Regions from separate parts of the Mus musculus genome. Here region 2 is linked to region 1. The links are chromatin loops, found by intact Hi-C in ENCODE. Cell type or tissue: heart. All regions are shown on one strand. Links, peaks and the distances in the headings refer to the core of each region. The heading gives the core; the rest is flanking DNA. Region 1 holds the start of Arhgef12 (Rho guanine nucleotide exchange factor (GEF) 12). Region 2 overlaps Arhgef12 (Rho guanine nucleotide exchange factor (GEF) 12).

Region 1 (9,060 bases), core at 597-8,596:
CACAGGGCGGAGGAGAAGCTGCAGTCTATAGGAAGACCTGGCATAAGTACTATTAAACCAGTACTTCCAGATCTCACGTCAACATATACTCAAACCGGGAATTACTACCCTCTTAAAGAGAAAGGGCTGCTTCATATTTACAAAGTACGTTTGGAAAGAAGAAGAAAAAAGTAGTGGTCACCTAGTAATTCTCTTTTTAAAGGGGAAAAGAGAGCCACCAAACTCCAGTGCCTGACAAAGAACTGGATTTCAATTAGTTTTAGTCCAGGATCTTATTTTACATGGCTCAGTTGTCTGAAGCAACATAGTAGAGGTTTATGATGAGAAGTTATTTAGGCCTAAGCCCCACAAAGCATTAACATATTTAGACTGCTTCCCTTGACCAATGTAACTTTTTCCTCTATGTTAAAAGATGAAACACTTGGGTTGGAGAGATGGCTCAGTGGTTAAGAGCACTGACTGCTCTTGCAGAGATCCTGAGTTCAATTCCCAGCAACCACATAGTGGCTTTCAACCATCTGTAATGGGATCCAATGCCCTCTTCTGGTGTGTCTGAAGACAGCTACCGTGGACTGTCATATACATTAAATAAATAGTATTTTTTTTTAAAAAAAAGATAAGAAAAAGATGAAACACTTAAGGTGGGGCAGTGGTGGTGCACGCCTCTGATCCCAGCACTCAGAAGGCAGTGGCAAGAGGATCTCTGGGTTTGAGGCCAGCCTAGCCTACATACAGATAGAACAGCCAGGGCTACACAGAGAAACCCTGTCTTGGGGGAAGGGAGGCAGATACAACACTTGACTCCACAGAATGTGCATCCACTGTTCTCACATAAATATCTAAGAGCAAGAATCCAGCAGGGAGGCAGTCCACCTCTTCAGGAGACTTAGGCAGGGGGAGGACTGCCATGCTACACACAGCCAGATACAAGAAGAAAAATGGGGTGGGGGTGGGGGGCTAAGAGACGGCTCAACAGTTAGGAGCACACCCATACTGTTCTTGTTCTGGCAGAGGACCCAAGTTACATATCCAGCACCCAGGGTAGGCAGCTCACAAGCTCCCATGAAATCCTAAAGCCTCTTCTATCCCAGGTGCACATACCTGCAGTCAGGGGTTTTTAAGATTTATTTTTGTACATGTTTACGGTTCATAAGAAGAATTAAGTTATTTTTTTAAAAAAGACTCAGATTTCAATGTTTATGTCCAATGTGTTTATATACCAGAAAGAGAACAAAAATCCCTGAGGAAAAAAAGCTGGGGAAGAAAAAAAAAATCCTTCCATGGGTGCTTTTGTGTGACTTTTGTGTGGAACGATTCAGTGACTCTAAATTCTGTTTCTACAAATTATTAAACTCTGCAACATCTTAATGAAAACCAGGGCTACACCAGTTTCTGGTAAGTCTGCTTAACTCTAGGCTCAACTGACAGGCAAGGACTGAATGAACCAGCAGCACAATTATCTGGACACCTGTGAGTCAGGCCAGGAGAGGGACCAGGATGGTAGATGTAACAGGAAGAGCCCTGACAACTGTCTCTACATAGAAGTACATTGTATTAGCAGGAAAACCGAAATGAAACCCTGCCTAGCAAAGCAGACAAACAAAGGATAAACATAAGTACTTTAAATATTTAGGGCATCTTTTAGGTGAACACTCATGTGACACTGGAAAGCATCAACAGGAAAGGGAAGCCCTGTCTCTGGAGAAGCTGTTATGGTATGATAATGGAATTTGGCCCCTTTAAAAATCAACAAATGAGTCGCACAATTGGGTGAGACTCTCTCATTAGGAAACTAAACTGCTTTCCGCTGGAGCACTAATGTTGCTCTTGAAGACTTTTGGCCTTCTGCTTCAATACTTTGTTTTGCTTTGTTTTGTTTTGTTTTATGACAACAATTTGAGAAAAAAAAACAACAAGATAAAATTTGGAAGTAACATGCAATGTCATAATTTAGTTGAGGAATAAAATATGCTAAAGGAAGCAACTTGCTTTCACTAAAAAGAACTCAAAGGACCTCTTTAAGAACTACACTTGGACTACATACTCTACACACCACACCGTGTCACCCGATTAACAAACAAGATCCACCTGCCATGCCTAAACCAGAGCTAGAGTTTACATCTTTAAATGCTAGGGCTTCTGAAAGATGAAATGTTAAAAAAAAAAAAAAAAAAAAAAAGAATAATTAGAAGCAGGCCCCATGATTTTTCCCTCATTTCCTTTAGCTCCTGGAAACTGTCCCCAGCAAGAACCCGTGATTTACTGGTAATGTCAACATTCTGGAAAATTAGGTAATTAATAATTAAACACTGTGCAGGTCAACACGTAAAAAGATCAGAGTCACAAATCACAATGCAGCAGGATGAAAATTAAGTTCACAGACAGAAACTCCTAAAATTGTGAGTCTAGAACTACCACAGGACAGGAATCCACCCGATGATGCACCAGTACCCACCGACCTCAAGCTCTGACCTTCACCCAAAATGACCTCCCTCTGGTTCCAAAACGAGTACACAATCTTAATGCACCCGACAGAAAACCACAATCATGGTTTTCCTTCATTTCCTCTGAGAATATGGGGGAAAGTTTCTCTCCCAAAAAAACCTGCATTTCCAAATTCAATCAACCGGTTAACTTGGCAGCAACCCTAGACTAATTGCACAGCTCCGAAACAACCCTCTTTCCTATGCCTGTCAATTGCACTAGCTGAAGGCAAATCTGCATCACCGACTCCCCTGCTGCGTGGGACCGAATCCAGGGAAGGTTAGCGACCGAGGAACTTCATACCCACCTGTCCGTGATAGTAGACTGTGTGCCACTCATTGGGGCCCTTGGCGAGAGGTCTTCTTTTTATCCAACTTGCATTTTACAGTAACACCTCCACACCCCACCCCCAGTGCTCTGGGATCAGGCCCAATTTCGGCAGGGACACAAAAGTCCAACTCAAAACTCCATTCAGTCATCTAGAACATCCGATTGCAAGGGGTCAAGGAAAGGGGATGCGGGCTGAGGCAAAACAAGTTATCTCCCCAAACAAACCGAGCAAGTCGGCCACAAGGCGAGCTCAAGAACTAAGAACGATCCTCAGCAAGGCACGGAGAGAAAACTTCGTCACAGAGGGAAGTCGCGAGCCGTAGGACGGGAACCGGGATCCCTCCGGAGCTGGGGCAGGATCGGCTCAGGGACGGGCGTCGGCTTCGGTCCCGAGTCGGCGGGGCCCGGCCCTCGGGTCCCCGCTCTATCTGGGGCTGCGGGCCACTCGTGGCCGCAGCCTCCGCCGCGTCTCACACCGTCCCGCGCCGGACTCGCGCCGCCCCATGTCCCCGGGCCGAGGGCCCTGAGCTGCTCCGCGCCGCCCCCACCCGGCTCCGGCCGCCGCGCTGACAGGGACCCTGTCTCAGCGCCCGGGGCAGCTCCCCATCCCTCGGAGGCCCCCGCGCTTCTTCCGCAGTGGCACGGCGGCTCCTCCCCGACGCTCTGGTAGGCGGCGGCTCCCGCGAGGAGCGGGAGGTCTCGGCCCGGCCCGGAAGCCCGGCCCCCGAGCAGCGGCGGCGGCGGTGGCGGTGGAGGCTCGGTGCGCAGGGCCGTTCGCCCGGTCTCAGGGGCACTCGCGGGAGCGCGCCCAGGGTGGAGGGGGCCGCCGGCGGTGACGAGCCTTGCGACCGCTGCGGGCGGGCGCGCGCGCGGGTTCCGGTTCCGGTTCTGTCCCCTCGGCCCGGCGCGACTGGAGCGCGCCGAGCCGTCCCCTCCCCCGCCGACTTTTTTGGGCCCTTCTCCCTGGGACTTCGGGAAGCCGCTTCACCCGGGATCCCTCCGCTTCCCGGACTCTCCAAACTTGAGCAGATACTTCCGCTCAGTGCTGTCGCGGGGGATAGAGGGAAGCGAAAAAGTAGTTCTGTGTGGCGAAGCGGGCACTGCTGCCTTCTTGCCCCTCGAATGCTCTCGAGGTGCAGCCCACAGTGTACAATCCACCCGGGACAGCAGAGGAGCCATTCCACAGTCTCGAGGAGTTCACGTTTAGAGGTTCTTCGGAACTCCCGGGCTGGAAACTTTTATTCTTTAAGAGAATGTATTCGTTCCCGGTGTCAAATGCTTTTGATGACTGCGTGCGAGCCCAGGTCCACGGGCCCCCGACAGTGTTAGGCAAACCTGCGCGCGCGCGCACACACACACACACACACACACACACACACACAGGTTTTGGGGTGAGCCAATCACCTGGGGCACCTGCTGGCCTAGTCCCACAGCACGGAGGGGAAAGGGGTGGGGGGATGGCCAGAAGAGGCTGTGGAGAAAGGATCTGGGCCCACACTTAAGCCAGGAGTTCCTGATATAAATATTGCTTTTAGGCTGTTTTGCCTTGGCAAAATGAACTGTATTGTTTGCCAAATTGAGAACGCATGGTGCTTTCCACAGCAAGTTAATAAGCGTGTTGTGAAAAGAGATGGAAGAAGTAATACATCTGTCCGGTAAACAGCACAGCACGAGGGATCCCTTTGAAGAGTTCCCAAATGTTTTCTGGTTTCTCTTTCGATGGGGTAGAGACATTCAGCTAACCATGTAGTTTTCTGATTGAATAAATCTGTCCCTGAGGAAATGAGGGACCACGACACAATATAGTTCTCCAATTCTGCCTGTAAACATCAAGCGACTATTCCTTTTATACAATTATCTTCAGTCTCTTCTGAGCTTCAATCCGTGTAGGTGGGAAGAGACTTCGGCCATTTTGTGGAAATCAAATCTAATAAACAGTGGGTGTGGAAAGGAAATAATTACCTCTTAATAATGCTGTTTCTAAGTCATTCCACAACAGTTCGCGAAACGATCGGATCATCACCCCTGAATAGATGCATGAGCTCAAGGTGACGTTAGAATGGGGGGCAAAGGGGAAAAGATAAACAGAAGCCTGAAATGACTCTCTCGCTAGATTTTTTTTTTTTTAAGTTCGGGGCACAGCCAGCTAATTTTGTAATGTTTATTTTTGGAAAGAATAGAAGCAGATTGGAGTTCCAAGCCACTTTCCTAACGATCAGACCTGGACACGTTGCCATCTGCTGGTAAATCCCAACATGGCAATTCTAGCCTGAAGACTCCAACTTGTTTCTACCTATCGTTGGAAAGAGTTCCAAACATCCATCACTATAAACGAGATGTGAACCTTCTCCCCAAGCTTACTCGAGTTTTCTTGAGTGTGCTGTCCTCTTCTCCCTTGTCCTACTAATGTCACAATGCAAGTATCAAGCGAATGGGGGGGGGGGGTCTGATGACTCATCAAATCATGAATTTTAAAAATAAGTTCCCGTCTTCCTTTCCAGCCTGCCTCAATGCTTGAGCTTCAGGGGTGAGACAAACTGGGAACACTTCCTAGTTCACCTTCTCTTCCTTGCATACAAAACCTTTTGGCAAGCTGTTTTCAACATCTTTCCAAATTTTACAGCCCCAGCGTTCTAGCTGTGAGCAAAGGCGGCATTTTGCTGTGGGAAAGCTTTCAGAAGATGGTCAGCAGAGGACTGAATAACTACTGTTTCAATGATGAAAATCTCTAATCACTCACAAGGCTCTGATTTTATTTTTTAATATCCTGACAAAAGGCTCATTATAACTTCACCACTAAGAGTCTACCTATGGAATGCCTTCAGTAGAGCCAAGCAAACCAAGGTCCCTTCCCTAGGTCACACATAGCCCTTTACCTAGGAAAGTGGCACCAGTGACCCAATCCCTGGACATGCAGTTTCCAGTGGAACATCCTCGAGGCCACATTTATCCTCTTATTCACTGCTTCAATGTGCTTATGAAGGGCCTGCTGTACCCAGGACTGTTGTAAGCATCAGAAATCCACTGTCTAGCTGGTTATGGTAGCTTCCACCTTTACTCCCAGCACTTGAAAGGCTGAGGTAGGAGGATGACTTGTGAATTTGGAGGAAGGCTACATGGTGAGTTTCAGGCCAGCCTGTGCTACAGAGCAAAGCCCTGTCTCAAAAAGGGGGAGTAGGAATGAGGAGGTAGCTCAGTGGTAGAGTACTTGTCAAGCAGGCCTGAGACACTGGGGGTGGGGGAGCAACTGCTCAAACAGTTGGTAAAATCAGAATATTATTCCTCCACGTTTAGGCAAACTATTTTCTGCACTGATTGTGTGCTGATTGCTATCTTCCACATAAAAAATAGGAATGATTAATGCTAAAGAGCAGATTACTGTCAACATTTCTACAAGCCAGAGGCTTTTCTCCCTTGGTAAAACCGCAACAAAGATACGAAGGCAGACTCTGGGTTTATAGAAAGTTATTTTATTTCTATAAAATTTAGTACAAATCGTATTGAAATATAAATCCTTCTTGAGCAATATCAGGGATGATTACACAGTAATTCAAATGCAAATAAGTGTCCCCTTTTGTGTCTGGGGACACATCGCACACTAGTCTGCCCTTCATTTACCTGGGTTGTAAAAACAGGCAACCTCTTAACTGCTGAGTCATCTTCAAGAGGTTTTTAATCTCTGACTTTCCTCATAGTTACTAGTTAGACCATCAAGAAGAGCTGAAATGAGGAATTCCTCCCCACTTATCGCTCGTTCAGGTGCCTTGTTATCAAAAATAAATAAATAAATAAAAACCTACAGGCATTTGCTTGAGTTTGCCTCAAACAGAAAGATCTACAATCCTTTCCTTCTGAGGAGGGAGGGAGAAAGGAACCAGCATGAATTTGATTAAGCCTGCTCCCTGGTCTGGTCTGGAGCAGGTTACACGGGGCCAAAATACAAAAGCCAGTTTTGTTTTGTTTTTTTCTTTATGCCTATGTGCCAAGCCACTCTTATTGACTCTGCTTTTGCTGAAGTCAGCATTCCCCAGTTTCCAGTTCTGCCCACAGTTTTGCTGGAAAGGAACACACCACCACCAGGGATTGGGTAGAGTGCTTTGCCTCGCAAGCGCAAGGCCCTGGGTTCGGTCCTCAGCTCTGAAAAAGGAAAAAAAAAAAGACTTCTCAAAGGAACACACCAACATATCTATGACACAAATCAGAGAAAAGGAAGCATGGTGTTATCTGTCCAGAAAACAAAAACGAAAGCCCGACAGCTAAAAGATACCTCTTTAGCTACTTACTGTTAAAGAACCTTTCCATTTGCAAGAATGTCTACGTTTTCAACCTCCCTTGTGACTGGTTTTTGTAGGTAATGCTGCTCACTGGGTTAGTGTCCCCAGTGACTATAGAATGGGCTGACACTTCTCTCTGACCTTTAACCTTGCTTCTTCAGTAGCACCATCTCCTGGCTTACCACCTGAATTAACCAGTCACCATTGATCTAAATAATATAGGAAAGACAACAAATGCACAAACAGATAATACTTTTTTTTTTCCATTAAAGCCCTACATTGGAGCCAGGCATGGTGGCACAGGATTGTAATCCTAGCCCTGAGGAAGCTTAAGTGGAAAAATAGAGTTCAAGGCCAGCCTGAACTATACAAGCAAGACAGTGTCTCAGGAGAAGGGAAAAGGTGATTTAAGGGGGGGGGGGGGATCTAAAACAAAGAAAAAGTAAGAAAAGAAGGAGGTAGAGGAAGAAGAAACGAAGGGAGGAAGGGAGGAAGGGAGGAAGGGAGGAAGGGAGGAAGGGAGGAAGGAAGGAAGGAAGGAAGGAAGGAAGGAAGGAAGGAAGGAAGGAAGGAGCCTGAGGCTATCACATACATGAAAATCTTTGGTTCTAGTTTGCAGTATGTACCAGGAGCTGAAACCTGAACTCCATCTCAAGTACAGTGGAATCCACATGGTAAATCCCCGTGGAATTTAGCCATGGCCTCTCATGCCTAGCAGATTAATTCACAAAAGCCCTGAGAACTGGCATACTCTTCCTGGTCGGGCAGAACCCGTACAACTGGACCAAGTAAATCTAAATCTACCCACATCTCACTCATCTTGCATCTGAAGCACTAGCTCTACAGTTTCTGTGCACACAGAGTTAACACAGGAACCCTGAGCTGCTATCCTTGCAAAGGCCTGCTTGTAACGTTGGTGAGGGCTCCCACCAGAAACTGTTAAGATTGCCTCACTGTTCCTAAACTGTTTCTGAAACACTATGGCTTATGCCAAATGACCGCTTTGGGGGATCTGGAATGTTGCCTCACGCTACTTAGAAGCACATGACCTACTGCCATCAAAGTTTGGGACACCAAGTGTTTGATGACTTTCATGTGTGTTGTTGTGAATCACTCCTGTATATCCAAGCAAGAGACTAGAAGCGAGTGCTTAGATCCCATGAGCTTGGACAAAGGTTCTTTTCCCTTTGCTGAGTCTTCTCCGTATCCTTTCATCATTGCAGATGAAAGCCCTGAGTCTTCTTGATGAATCATGGAAGCCGAGGGTGTCCTTGGTAACCTCTGGCACAGTTAGTGAAGGGAGACGCAGTGAGAAGTTCCTGCCATTGTTAGCTTCACTCCCTCCTCTCTGTCCCTCTTGGCATAACAGCTCCCATTCACAGATACTTGAATGCCTGACCCATGCCCCTTCCTGAGAGTCCCTCCCTTTACATGGGATGAACATACTTAAAATGTCTCGTGGAAATCAGGAGTAAGTGTGGGGAAGGAGTTATTTCCAAAAGAACAAGAAACAGCACTGATTTGACTCAAGTTCTTTTCAGAGATGTCTGAATACCAAGGTCTCCAATGAACATGGGGACCCAAAAAACAAGTGACAGTGGTCATCACTAAACAGCTCTGCCCACTTGTCAATCATCACTGAGGGTGTACAAGTGCCACTACAGGAGTAGGTGTTTCAAGACTGCATATGCTTAGCCTGGAAAATGACTGAAGTCATAACCATACCTTTAGCCCTTTTTTGAAACCTAAGTGCTCGCTTTCTAAGCCCTATAAGCTTAGCTCTGTTTCTGACCCTGGTCCCATGACCAATTCAATCCAATCCACTGACTGGGGACAAGCCTTGACTAGTGTGTCTTGAGATGCCCATTGTGTCTTAGCTGCCGCTCTTCATTCCGTCTGCTTCTCCACGCATGGTACTTCTTGATGCTTTTCTTCCATGCAAAGCGCCAGATGCTAACCATGAAGCACCAAG
Region 2 (9,060 bases), core at 804-8,803, 85 kb before region 1:
AAACCAGGAGACCTCTTGTATCACAGAACCTCAGCGATGTCTTCTTTCCCAACCACAAAATAGTATTTCACTTTAAAATTAGCAAAGGAAGATAAATGGTCTCCAAATACTCTTTTCAGTTCTGTAAAGATGACTTTTACTAATTCAAAAACGGTAACAACTCATCAGCTTTTACCCATCTTACACGCACAGGCAAAAGGTAAGTAAGCATGGGCCAGTCACCCACATTCCTTTGAAATGAAATACAGGAAGCTGTGTGGATCTCAACAGGAACATTACAGGATGTGCGGCTGACATTAAGGCTGAGGTTTCTAACCTCTAGTATATCACCTCCATAACTTTGCCTTTAGAGCAAGTTCTACTAAAACCTGGCCTAAAGTTACAATAAAAATTAGGGTCACTAAGGCCAGAAATATGAAACTAGACAGACATGGCATATGCCTACGATTCCATCTCTCAGGGGCCTAAGGCAGGAGGATTGAGCTAAGTTCAAGGCCAGCCTGGGCTACATAGCCAAGTGTGAGGCTAGTCAGGAAGATACAGTTAGACTCTGCATCCGTGAAGAAAAACAAAGACTATGACAATGTACACTTATGACAGGGCACAACTGTAATCCTGGCATTTGGAAGGGTAAGCCAGGAAGCGTTATAAAAGTGACATCCTGCCTATAAAAGAAAAATAAATATTGAAGCTTCGAGATCTTAATGAGTTTGGATTTCAGAATTTCTTTATCTCTCTCATTTTCTTTTCCTAGAGTCAGTCTCTTACCTTGTAGCCCAGGCTGGCCTCTAAGGTGCAATCCTCTTGCCTCTGCCTCCCCTGGCCTCAGTGCTATGCTATGCCTGGTCTTGACCTCAAGTCTTACACTTTTGTGCAGTCAGTCTTAAGTACATTTGTAAAACAGAGGAGATCAACAGTAGCTTCAGGATACTATAGAATGCCTGCCCATGTATTTGCCACAATGCCCTTTAGTTTGCAAAAACTTCACATCCCTCTTTAAAAAACATTATCAGTTGTCACTGTGACAGTGTGAACCACAAAAGTATAGCTACTTTTAACTACATTTCTGGTTTGTCACAGCAAATCAAAAGTACTCAACTCTCCTAAATTTCAATGGAACCAACACAAGCAAACAATCGGAAGCCTACACTTACTTCTGTTAATCATTACATCTGTAACATCCTACACAGAACATCCTGTTATCCTTTGCTAAAAACATCACTTTCAAAGGGAAACTACCACATACTCTGACCCAATCCCAGAAGTTCTGCAAACACTGGGCAGAACTTTCAATAATGCCACTACCTGAGCAGAGCCCGTGGCTTTGGACAGCTGCTCCTGCAGCTGCGGGATGTGCTTCTTGGCCTCCTGGATCTCCTTGAGCAATCTTTGGGTAGCCGTTCGGTTGTAATCTTCCTGCAGCAACTGAAAGTTATAACACCACCTTAGAAACTAATTATCCATGTCAGGTGGAGAAAAGACCCACTGCTAGCACAACAGCCGCTGGCACGGGACAGACTATCCACTGACTATGGGCAAGTACCTCCCAGGTCCTCTGGCCTACGAAGAGCCCAGGCTACCTCCTTACCTGCAGCCGTTCCTGTTCCTTCTGTAACATCTTTCTCAGAATCTCTACTTTCTGGTTATGGACCACATTGTTTTCCTCCTAGAAAAGGATGAGAACACAGCACAGGAGAGATGAGGCTAAAACTGAAAGCCAAGAGAGATGGTGTTCCTTGTCAGCGAGGTATCCTTTAGTTCTTACTCCTGGAAGTTATGAATGAAGGTGGCTCATTTCATTAAGAAAACAGGAAGGCAGGAACAGTTTTGCCTTCACTAAACTATGTTCACAAGAACAGTAAATGTGGGTATCAGCTGAAGAGCTGGGATTACAGAAGTACAAATCTGTTGATTCTACTCTCCCAGTTGAGACATTACTACCTAACATGCTTCCATGCACCCATCCATCCATCCATCTCATGCATCCCTCCATCCATCCATCCATCCATCCATCCATCTCATGCATCCCTCCATCCATCCATCCATCTCATGCATCCATCCCTCCATGCATCCCTCCATCCATCCATCCATCCATCTCATGCATCCATCCATCCATCCATCCATCCATCTCATGCATCCCTCCATCCATCCATCCATCTCATGCATCCATCCCTCCATGCATCCCTCCATCCATCCATCCATCCATCTCATGCATCCATCCATCCATCCATCCATCCATCTCATGCATCCCTCCATCCATCCATCCATCCATCTCATGCATCCATCCATCCATCCATCCATCCATCTCATGCATCCATCCATCCATCCATCCATCCATCTCATGCATCCATCCATCCATCCATCCATCCATCTCATGCATCCCTCCATCCATCCATCCATCCATCCATCTCATGCATCCATCCATCCATCCATCCATCCATCTCATGCATCCCTCCATCCATCCACCCATCCATCTCATGCATCCATCCATCCATCCATCTCATGCATCCATCCATCCATCCATCCATCCATCCATCTCATGCATCCATCCATCCATCCATCCCTCCATCCATCCATCCATCCATCCATCTCATGCATCCATCTTATGCATCCATCTCATGCATCCATCCATCCATCCATCCCTCCATCCATCCATCCATCCATCTCATGCATCCATCTCATGCATCCCTCCATCCATCCATCCATCCATGCACCCATCCATCCATCTCATGCATCCCTCCATCCATCCATCCATCCATCCATCCCTCCATCTCATGCATCCATCCATCTCATGCATCCATCCCTCCATCCCTCCATCCATCCATCCATCCATCCATCCATCTCATCCCTCCATCCATCCATCCATCCATCCATCTCATGCATCCATCCCTCCATCCATCCATCCATCCCTCCATCCATCCATCCATCCATCCATCCATCCCTCCCAGTGCACCCCCAATCCCACACTTCCTTCCATTTCCACTCCAACTTGCCGGAAATCTGAGACAACTCCCAACTCATCACTTTTGTTTTACAAATTTCTGTGTCGTCCTATACTGCCGTAACAGCCACACCCCTCTCCCAGTCAAAGGATCCTTCCTGCTTACTCACTTACTGGTGTCCACTTGCTCACCGACTGTGAATACACACACGACCTTTCGTTAAGCCACATCCCACCACTCACCTCCTTAACTGGCACTAGCTAAACAAAAGTCTTGCTTTTCTGAAAGTTCTGGTACTGTCTTGGCTTTCAAACGGGTTTATTCTATCTTCTCCACCTGTCTGCCTTTCTCACCGTGACAACCACCGTCACCCACTATAAACGGCTAAACTCAACACAACCAGTCTTTGATGACCCTGACCATCACAGTTGGATGTGCTTTCTCCTCCTTGAAAGCCTCACACAACTTAGCATTTCCCCCCTTGGTCTACATTCTGTTTCTCTTTTTATGGTTACTTATAGAGTCTTAACTTCATTCAACAAAGGTTTATTAAGCCCCTCCAATATGTTGAGCAGTATTTCAGGCATTAGGAACACAAAGGTAAACAAACAAACAAACACCCACTCTTATCTTCAAAAAGCAGACACTGTCAGATGACTAACAACTTTGAGCATAGACTAAAAATATAAGCATATCTCTGTGGATTGGACACTGTTTTATACATGACAGGTATCTAATAGTTCAACTAAATTTACCACAATAACAATTATTCCAGAAAATTATGTAACTTCTATAAGTAAGTATATTCTAGAATCTTGAATGGAAGTTTACTGATAAGTTAAATACACAGAATTCTTTATACAACTCAAAGAGATCTTTGTATGCCTGAGCATCTACTACAACGCTCTGATCTTACCCCCACGAGCACAGGACTGGTGATTCTCTCCATATTCCCGGCTGCTCCAGGGGAATGAGGGGATGTCATAATGGGAGACATATGTCCAGTGACTGATGGCTCTACTTCAGAATCAGCAAGTGGGATCTGGGGCGACCCAGGTGGGCGTCCCTGGACAGTGAGAGCTACATAGGAACCAGCTGGAGGTGGGGAGGTGGGGAGAAAAGAAGAAAAGAAAAAGTAACACTGTTGAGAAACTTTTTAAAAAACTCTTTTCTCTTTATCTGTGGTAGTGAGGACTGTACCCAGGGAATGCATACTTGTCCAGTGACTTATTGAACCTTTTAAGATATTTTTTATCTTGAGACAACCTCTCTAAGTTGCCCAAGATGACCTTGAACTCATTCTGCAGCAAGGTAACGTTTGAACTTGTGATGCTCCTGCCTGAGCCTCCCAAGTGCTGGTATCACAACTATGCACCACAATGCCCAGCAAGTATTCTTTGAAATAAAGCTTTCAGTCTTAATATTCTTTGTGAGAAAGCCATTTACTCCATCTTACTAGTCCAAATGCTCACCTCACTCTAGCTCTTTCTATTCTTTAACTGGTTCAAAGGAAACCAAAATGCAATCACTCTGATGATGTTTGGAGTGGGCATTAAAAAGTAGGCCATAAGTAACCAGGATTACATGAGCAATGAGGAGGCAATGAAAGAACTAGGATACAGCTTTTTAAAAAGGTCATCACTGAGGCTGGGGTATAGTTATGTCGGTAGAGTGCTTGTCTATCATGTGTGATGCCTTGGGTTACAATCCTGGGACTAAATAAGTCAGGTATGAGGTTTATGCTTATAATATCAGCACTAGGCAGATAAAGACAATAGTATCAAAATGTCAAGGCCAGCCTTAGCTGTACAATAGGTTCAAGGCTACCCTAGGCTACATACAACTCAGTTTGAACCCCTACTCCAATCCTCATCCCTCAAAAAAGGCCTTAAAGGAACTTAGTTTATTGAGGCAGACATGGCATGTAACACACACGTAACTGTCATCACTCAGCGCTGAGGCAGGTCTCAAGCTCACACGCACTTAGATTATGCAAGGTGTACTAGGTAAGTCTAACCTAACCTGCACAGCAGAGCCACACTGACTATATAAAGTCTGTCTGCTCAGTAAGTGATTCTGCTTGGCTAGAAATAGCTCTCCTTTTTTAGACTGTACTTACTATGAAATGGCCTGACACAATCACACATTCCTTTTCTGCTACATGCCATTTATTTTCAGCTTTCTCTTTGCACTTTTATATTTCTTTAAAAACATGACAAACACCTAACACCCACGCCTGGCCAGAACAGAGAGCAGAGCTGTTTATATGATGAGACATAAACATGCCTTTCTCTGCTTCTGGAGAACTGTCATGCTACCATCCATGCAAAGAGTCAAGTCATCACAAACGCACAGCTTCTTTTCCAGAGTGGGTGGAGCTAGAAAGTAACAACAGACCATAGCAGGGTGGGGGAGGAGGACTTCAGGACCTCACTGAATCCCAATATCCCAAATACCCACCACTATCACCAACAGAAGGGAAACTCACAAAACCACTGAATCCTCTCATGAACCTGTAAAAATAGAGAAACTGAGGCCCTGCTGGTACTGGAACTTGGCCAACCCCTACCTTGCTGTCAGCTTAGAAGAGCACCACCCACTTCCAGCCCTACTGTTGTAATGTACAGACCTGAATGCTGTAAATCCAGAGCCCTGTGCTTCTCCAAAAGATCGGCTGGATGTCACAACCATTTACTGATCTAAGGTCAAGCGACTGCACTACAGGATTTCTAAAGTTCTTCTCAGGACACTGTATCAGATTCTCAAGCTGCTTGATTGTCAGGATTTATATACTTTCAAACAGATGTACTAAAGCTGGGAGCTGACACAAAATAACTAGTAAATTTTTACCTTAGACCTTCCAGTGGGGTTGGGGGCATGGAAAACACCAAGCTACAGGGCTAGATCACAGACCGTTTTGCCAAATAATGTTTTATTGGAACTAAGCCATATCCACTCATTTGTATATTGTCCACATATGCTTTTGTGGGACAGTAACAAGCTGCAGTAGTAACTATGTAGTTCACAAAGCCTAAAATACTTGGTATTTGGCCAGTTACAGAAAAATGCTTGGTGACCCTTTTTTAATGGTTTGAGAAAACAATTTAAAAAATAACATTCACCTACATCTGATTAGTTTCACCACCTCCAGATGATTTGAATGAGTCACCAGAGTACCATTCACCTGTAAGAAAATTTAAACAATATGCATCAAATAAAACAACAGACACAGAGTGACTTCAGGATGTACTGTGTATTAATTATAATAAACACTTGGTCCAAAATTCACTTTTCCACTATATATTCAGCAACAAAATGAACTTAAACACAAAACAAGACCTTCATTTAAAGGTGGTATATCTAACCCGTGGCCACTTGGCTACAGCATCCTAGGATAGCTGAGAAGACAAGCCCAATCTATTTATAGATGACAATGACATACTGCAATGTAAAAGAGTCGAACATTGATAACTGCAACATAATCAACAGATTTCACATTAATTTTATACTTTTTCTCATGCAACTTTTTAACCCCAACTTACAGTTGAACTCCATGAGTAGGGAGCTGTGGGGAGATCTCTGTCCATAAAGTGCCTGCTGTGCCAAGCAAGCATGAGGACCTGAGCTGGGTCCCCAGAACCCACATGAAAATGCCAGGCTGCTGCAGGCACTTACGGTCAGTCCAACTGCTGGGGAAGCAGGGACAGGATGAGCCCTGGACCACAGGCTAGCCAGCTCAGTGTAATAAGCAAGCCGACCAACAAAAGCCTGTCTCAAAATCAGGCTAACAGCACCAAAGGAACAGCACCTGAGTGGCTCTCTTGGCTGAACATACATGTGTACACATGTGCTCATGCACACACACATATACAACATATGCACAATACACACAAGGAAAAAAATACAGCAGTATGCTTCAGGTCTCTCAGAGTTGTTGCTGTTAACTTTGACATTTAACATTTTCAATATTTTCAATGCAAACATGGGTGACAGACAGTAACTGCTTTCTTTTTATCATACTGCCATCTCTCAATAGACACCAGTGAACCCAATGACTCCAGCCTTTCTAACTGGTATTCTTTGACACAGTCTTATTATACAGATGGCCGTGAGCTCCTGACTCTCCCTGACTGTCCTGAGTGCTGGGATCACAGGGAGGCATTCTGCTGCTTTAATCCAGTCTCTCTTAAAGAGACAGGGCTTTTGCTCTATCCTCAGTTCATGCACACTTAGATGATAGATTATGAGTTTTCAGTGTCTGACAAATCTCATGTGGTGCATCTGTACACGTTATTTCCTTAGATAAAAAACTTTAATACATATTTACAATTTTTTTAATTAATTAATTTATTTTATATATGAGTACACTGTAGCTGTACAGATGGTTGTGAGCCTTCATGTGGTTGTTGGGAATTGAATTTTTAGGAACTCTGCTTGATCTGGTCAACCCCGCTTGCTCAGTCCCTGTTTGCTCTGGCCCAAAGATTTATTTATTATTATACATAAGCACACTGTAGCTGACTTCCGACGCACCAGAAGAGGGGGTCAGATCTCATTATGGGTGGTTGTGAGCCACCATGTGGTTGCTGGGATTTGAACTCAGGACCTTCAGAAGAGCAGTCAGTGCTCTTACCCGCTGAGCCATCAATATTTACAATTTCTTTTTTTTTTTTTTTTGGTTTTTCGAGATAGGGTTTCTCTATATAGCTCTGGCTGTCCTGGAACTCACTTTGTAAACCAGGCTGGCCTTGAACTCAGAAATCCACCTGCCTCTGCCTCCCGAGTGCTGGGATTAAAGGAAGGCGTGCGTCACCATGCCTGGCTTACAATTTCTAATCAACAGGTTTTTCATAACTGATGCTGAAGCCAACGAAGGAAGCCATTCTACTGCATCTATTTTATGTCAGGTCTGAATCTTCAAGCATCACACTTCCTGACAAGGAAACGCATTTTTCACGTCCCATTTTAATTTCTATTTCATTGTCATCAATGACACTGACCATATACCCATGAGTAATTTAGTTACTTCAATTACTCTGAAGAATTTTCTGATGAAATTATTTGCTAATTTTTCTATAAGAATTACTATTTTTTTGTAATAATTTATTCACTTAATTTTTGTTGTATTTTCAGACAGGGCCTGTAGTTCTGGGACCTACTATGTAGATCAGGCTGGCCTCCTCAAATCTGTAGATGCTCCTCCTGCCTACTTTCCCAGTGCCCCACCAAGCCATTTAATTTAATTTTTTTTTTTTCTTGTAACTAAACAGTGCTCTTGGGCTGGGAAGATGGCACAGTGGGTAAGAGTGCTTGCTGCACAAGTCTTGATCCGCCATCAATGAAGAAAAGCCTGGCGTGGCTTCCCAGGCCTGTGTCCTGGCACCAGGTATAGTTTGGAGGAGTTCAGAGAGGAGGACAGGAGGTAAAAAAGGAGGATTGCTGGGGCTTCATGACTGCAAGCCTAGCGGAGAGGGTAGGGGCACAGTGGACAGCAAGTGAGAGATTTGGTCAGATAATGGGGCAGGCACTGATAGAGAACGCCTTTGGTCTTCACGCATGTACATATATACATACCTGCAACATACAGACCTGTATGTATATACCACACACACACAGTGTTCTTTACAATAAAGAGTATCATGCTCTTAATTCTTTTAAATACTTTCAAGAATATTCTCTTTACCTATATAATTACTTTTAGGTAATCAAATTATTCAACAGTTTCAACAGAAATTCCTGGGAAATGTACTCCTTCTAACAATCAGAGTTCACAGGGCTTGGGCTGGAGAAGGAGCTCAGTGGGAGAGCGCTTGGCTATCAGGCATGAAGCCCAGGGCTTGCTCCCCAGGACCATCCAAATTGCACATGGTGATGAGCACCTGTAATACCAATACTTTGTAGGCAGGAAAATCAGAAATTTCTGCCCAGCCTGGGGTACATGAAACCTTATCTCAAACCCCAAGTCCTCAAGGCCTGTTTCTGGTCTCCACTGAAACTAACTCAGTTTAACTCAGTTAAAACTAACCTCCGTCACCTCCCCTCACACACAACACTTCTTTCCTCAGCTACTTGTCGTTTGGTTTTTTACTCTTTGTTGTTTTCCTGGTAATGGATATCA

What was found. Hi-C counts contacts between places; a loop is a spot of excess contacts. Peaks named below come from ENCODE experiments on the same cell type or tissue, not always from the same donor. Only the 100,000 strongest peaks of a DNase experiment are listed, where the experiment ranks them.
Region 2: a loop joins it to region 1, with 2.7 times the contacts of the local background. A loop is called at or near these places in 6 of 42 quality-filtered maps.

The regions. Positions count from the first base shown.
Region 1 is chr9:43,102,388-43,111,447 of GRCm38, forward strand. It overlaps Arhgef12 (Rho guanine nucleotide exchange factor (GEF) 12), which reads right to left and starts at 3,331. Exons shown (of 41, transcript NM_001359232.1): 1 at 2,792-3,331. The coding sequence starts at 2,823. It overlaps Tlcd5 (TLC domain containing 5), which reads right to left. Exons shown (of 3, transcript NM_001034863.3): 3 at 6,266-9,060. The coding sequence ends at 8,933. In heart, for the core only: a CTCF peak has its summit at 5,059 (motif pointing left); DNase peaks (open chromatin) are centred at 3,014, 3,694, 4,184 and 4,964; H3K4me3 peaks cover 4,745 bases; H3K27ac peaks cover 4,037 bases.
Region 2 is chr9:43,016,747-43,025,806 of GRCm38, forward strand. It overlaps Arhgef12 (Rho guanine nucleotide exchange factor (GEF) 12), which reads right to left. Exons shown (of 41, transcript NM_001359232.1): 7 at 6,069-6,126; 8 at 3,859-4,037; 9 at 1,589-1,666; 10 at 1,306-1,425. Among named protein-coding and RNA genes, the nearest start is that of Gm36648, 74 kb to the left of the region's middle. In heart, for the core only: no CTCF peak of the experiment used is centred there; no DNase peak of the experiment used is centred there; H3K27ac peaks cover 1,706 bases.